Linked DNA regions of Homo sapiens: region 1 is linked to region 2. A link is a loop called in an ENCODE intact Hi-C map of the cell type or tissue named here. Cell type or tissue: A673. All regions are shown on one strand. Region 1 has its middle 3.8 kb from the start of WWC2-AS2. Region 2 has its middle 45 kb from the start of CDKN2AIP.

Region 1 (2,500 bases), 300 kb before region 2:
CATGCGCCACCACACCTGGCTAATTTTTGTATTTTTAGTAGAGATGGGGTTTCACTATGTTGGCCAGGCTAGTCTCGAATTCCTGACCTCAAATGATCTACCCGCCTCAGCCTCCTGAAGTGCTGGGATTACAGGAGTGAGCCACCACGCTTGGCCAGCAGTGGGAATTTTTAAAGATCACATGCCTTTCTTCTTAAGGACTGTCTAGACAATAAAATTTAGAATTGCGGCTTGGGGTTACCTAATCACAATAATTAGAGATATTTGTTTTAACCAGTTCAGTTGCCAAGAAAAAAAATGCCACTAGTTTGATTAAGAAACAAAGCACATTCTTTTATTTAGAATTTGAAAAGTGTATAATCCCTGATCTCCTTGAAGAAACAAGGGATATTAAAATATTGAAAACCAGTTCATCTTGTCCTACACAGAGCTGACTCACTAGCATAGTGAAGACGGTTCATACACTAACAACTAATTCTTACACACATAACTGAAAATGTAGACCACATTGTACAAAGAAATAAAATTATATCAAATTGTGGAAGGCCAAAAATAGGATTATAGATGGCTTACTTAATTCTATTTGACTTGCACTGATGTTTCCCTCCCAAGGTTCACTCCTGCATACTCAGTTCTCTACAGACTTTTAGATGATAGACATTCAGCCATATATTTGCAGTCCTGACCTTTGCTTCGAGCTTTAGTCCTGACCTTTAACTTTCTGCTGGGTATCTCTAATTTCTAAAGTCAACTGCATCTCAGATCCCCCTTTGGACTTCCTCATTTTTTCCAGCCCTTTGACAGTCTAAAATCTTGGATTCACCTCAGATTCCTCCTTCTAGCTTATTTGCCTCTCTCTTCTTAATCTAATCAGTTGCAAATTCTTGCCAAACCATTTCTTTTCATCCTTCATTGCCTTATTTCTGATCCAGACCTTATCTGTCTCATACCTGTACTATCACAACAGCCTCCTAACTGGATGCCTCCAGCCAGTCTTGGGCTCTTTCGTGCTAGCTTCATCTTTGAACTTTGCACACCCGTTTCTTTCCTCAAACATGCCCCGCCACGCCTGTCCATTTTAAACTCATGTCTATGCTCATCTCTCCCCATCCTTTTTCTTTAATGATTATTTACCTCATGATACTTCTCTGATGGATCTCCCTGACAGCACTAATCCTCTATAAGAATTTCCTTCCTTTACTATCTGTGTTCTTCCTTTGACAGGAAGGAAGTGTACAGGAGGCTGTGTTCTTTACATTTTATGATTGGCCCCATCTCCAGAACTGACTAGATTGTAACGCCACTGAACTTAGCCAGCCAAGTGTCTTTTTGCACCTTGCTTTTTTTCACTTAACATATACTGGAGATCTCTCCTTACCAGCACATATATGTTTATCTAATGCTTTTAAAATGCTTGCTAACTATGGATAATTCATAATTTATTTAATTAGTCCCTTACCGATGGCTACTGGTGGTTTTTCTGGCTTTGTTATTATCAAACATGCTTCAGTGAATATCCTTGTATATCTTGAGCAACTTTAATGTCACAGGAAAATAATTGTACTGGGATTGCTGGATTAAAGGGGTGTGTGTGTGTGTGTGTGTGTGTGTGTGTGTGTTTACATATAAACATTTTTTTTAAGAGGTAGGGTCTCCTTATGTTGCCCAGGCTGGAATGCAGTGGCTATTCAAAGGCACGGTTATAGTGCCTTGAACTCCTAGCCTCAAGTGATCTTCTTGCCTCAGCCTCCTGAGCAGCTGGGACTATAGGTGTGCTTGATATATTTTATTTTTATTTTATTTTTTTTAGATGGAGTATTGCTCTGTTGCCCAGGCTGGAGTGCAGTGGCAGGATCTCGGCCCACTGCAACCTCCGCCTCCCAGGTTCAAGCGATTCTCCTGCCTCAGCCTCCCGAGTAGCTGGGATTACAGCTGCCTGCCACCACACCTGACTAATTTTTGTATTTTTTAGCACAGACGGGGTTTTGCCATGTTGGCCGGGCTGGTCTCGAACCCCTGACCTCAGGTGATCCGCCCACCTCAGCCTCCCAAAGTGCTGAGATTACAGGCGTGAACCACCACGCCCGGCCCACCTGATATCTTTTAAATTTGTACATAATAGAATTATCTTTTAAAATAATTTTCACTGTCTACTCCCATTTTTGATATTACCAATTTTCCTGCCACTCAAGATTAGGACATTGACAGTGGGAGCTTTGTTTATGGTGGCTTATCCCCACGGATTTAGCGCTGGAGAGAAAACGTAAAGCTAGGAGAAAAGAACATTTTGAAAGCCACAGAATAGGCTCTTCAGCGGCTAGAACACGGTTCCAGGCTAGGGCAATATGGCGTCCTGTACACCGGATTGCATCATCTTTCTTTGCCAAGGATCATCTGGAGCTCAAATCAAATCTAAATGTGTCCACCTCTAAAATGGGGATAATCTTCATGTTTCTTTTCCTTTTACAGATATAAATGCAATTTCATTGTCTTGACCGTT
Region 2 (2,500 bases):
CCTTAAGCCTCGATTTGTTAATTATTTAAGCACTCTGTGTGTGTGTGAGAGAGAGAGCGTGTGTGTTTAATTTCCTTTATTTAAAAAGCACGCCGAGCCCACTGGGACCGCGGTGCTGAAGAGGCCGCCGGGCCCGGGAGAGACTGCATTCTGAGAACCAGCCCGCAAGCCCCGAAGTCGGAGATCGCAAGGTCCTAGCGGCAACAGAGCCTCCTAGCGATGGCAGCGAGCCTCGCCCCGCCTGCGGTGAACCCGCCCCCGCTCACCCCGCCACAGGTCCGGCGTCTCCCGGGTCCGCCGCGGCCGCGGGCAGAGCTAGGAGGGCTTCTCAGCCCGCGGGGCAACCCTGCTGCGGCTCCATCCAGAACCTCCCGCTGCCAGGCGCCGGGACCGGGGACGCTGGCCCCCGGATTCAAACCTATCATGGTGCATGATAACACATAACATAACATAACATAACATAACATAACATAACATAACATAACATAACATAACATAACATAACATCACAACACCACATCACAACACAACACAACACAACACAACACAACACAACACAACACAACATAACACTGAGCGTTTAGATTCAGCATGTACTCTGGGCCAGGCTCAGCTCTAAGCTGGTGCGGATCACCACGATGACCTCTAGAGTCTCCTCTGAGGTGGGTTCTACTGTTAGCCCATCTAACAGATGAGGAAATGCAGATAGAAGTGGTGGAGGAAGTGGCCCAAGCTCAGGCGGTGGCTAAGTGACTCCAGGGCAAGCCCCTCGCCCCCTGTGCTGGAGGAAGCCCGCGCCCAGGCTCTGTCGCTGAGCAGGGCACGCCTTCCACGCAGCACCCAAATGCATCGAACACTGTGCACGCGCACGAGAATAAGAAACCGTGACAAAAATACGGGTGCATCAATGTAGAGTAATGAGAAGGCAAAGCTGTTTGTAAGCACGATACAAAACCCAGAAAACATCAGGGGAAAAAATGGAAAAGCCCGACCAAATACAAAATTTTAAACCTAGGTTGGCTATAAAATAATATACCACTGAAGAACTGGGGCCCGGCATGGTGGCTCGGGCCTGTAATCCTAGCACTTTGAGAGGCCACAGCGGCCTCCCAAAGGATCGCCTGAGGCCAGGAATTCAAGACCAGCCCGGACAACACAGTGCGATCCCGTCTCTATTTATTTAAAAAAAATAAAAGAGGAAGTACTCGCGGTACAGCACAGAGGATTGCTTGAGCCCAGGAATTGGAGACCAGTTTGGGTAACATAGCAAGTCCTCGTCTCTACTAAACAACAACAACAAAAATTACTCAGGCACGATGGTGCACATCTGTATTCCCAGCTACTCTGGAGACAGGAGGATGGCCTGAGCCCAGGAGACAGAGGCTGCAGTGAGCCGAGATCGTGCAACTGCATTCCAGCCTGGGCAACAGACTGAGACTCCGTCTCCAAAAAAACAAAACCAAACCAAAACTGAAGAACTGGGAAAATATTCATGATACTTATTAGGAATGAATGGCTAAGTTTACTAATATCCCCAAAACTCTTAATGACAAAAGATGTAAACACACATTTCAGAGAAGGAACTAAAAATGGAGGATAAGCAAATTGAAAAGGTGCTCAATTTCCTTCCTTCCTTCCTTCCTTCCTTCCTTCCTTCCTTCCTTCCTTCCTTCCAGACGGATTCTCACTCTTTTGCCCAATGGCACAATCTTGGCTCACTGCAACCTCCACCTCCCAGGTTCAAGCGATTCTCGTGCCTCAACCTCCCAAGCAGCTGAGATTACAGGCATGTGCCACCACTCTAGGCAAATGTGTGTATTTTTAGTAGAGATGCGATTTCCTCATGTTGGCCAGGCTGGTCTCGAACTCCTGGCCTCAAGTGATCCACCCACCTTGGCCTCGCAAAGTGCTGGGATTACAGGCGTGAGCCACCGTGACCGGCCAGGAGGGCGTTTTTCACCTGTAACGTTTGCAACTGTGAGTTCACATCAATTGCCCCATTTTCAGTTCTGCACCGGAGACTTCAATCTAGTTTTCTTGTTTTCCATAATTATAACTGTTCTCTCTAGTAGTGAGAAACTCGGCTCCCGTCACTCTCAATATATTTAGTTACGGAGTCCTCCCCCTCCATGTATCCAGTCTCCCATTCCCTCTGCCCCACTATCCTACTGCTTGGACTTGGGTACCCTTCTCTGGCTGCTGCCTCCACTGCCCCTACACAGATGCCCCCTCTAACCATGTAGATTCTGCCACCCTACTGTGTCCTCTCTACCCCGCCCCCACATGTACACCTACCTCGACGTTGTTGGCTGTACATTCCCTGTGGGTCTTCCCTTCCATGCAGGTGACCTCCCTGCTTGGCCCCTCCGTTAATTCAGACATTAAAGATAAATGCGGCCGGGCGCAGTAGCTCAAGCCTGTAATCCCAGCACTTTGGGAGGCCGAGGTGGGCTGATCATGAGGTCAGGAGTTCAAGACCAGCCTGGTCAACATAATGAAA

The links. Hi-C counts contacts between places; a loop is a spot of excess contacts. Peaks named below come from ENCODE experiments on the same cell type or tissue, not always from the same donor. Only the 100,000 strongest peaks of a DNase experiment are listed, where the experiment ranks them.
Region 1: it touches region 2 in a loop (17-fold over the local background); 3 of 110 quality-filtered maps call a loop at or near these places.

What each region holds. Positions count from the first base shown.
Region 1 is chr4:183,094,111-183,096,610 of GRCh38, forward strand. No RefSeq gene overlaps it. Among named protein-coding and RNA genes, the nearest start is that of WWC2-AS2, 3.8 kb to the right of the region's middle. RefSeq lists a silencer at 546-840 and an enhancer at 2,266-2,500. In A673, no CTCF peak of the experiment used is centred here; a DNase peak (open chromatin) is centred at 1,231; H3K4me3 peaks cover 16 bases; H3K27ac peaks cover 2,500 bases.
Region 2 is chr4:183,398,637-183,401,136 of GRCh38, forward strand. No RefSeq gene overlaps it. Among named protein-coding and RNA genes, the nearest start is that of CDKN2AIP, 45 kb to the right of the region's middle. RefSeq lists an enhancer at 1-108. In A673, a CTCF peak has its summit at 221; DNase peaks (open chromatin) are centred at 155, 1,435 and 1,555; H3K4me3 peaks cover 402 bases; H3K27ac peaks cover 2,451 bases.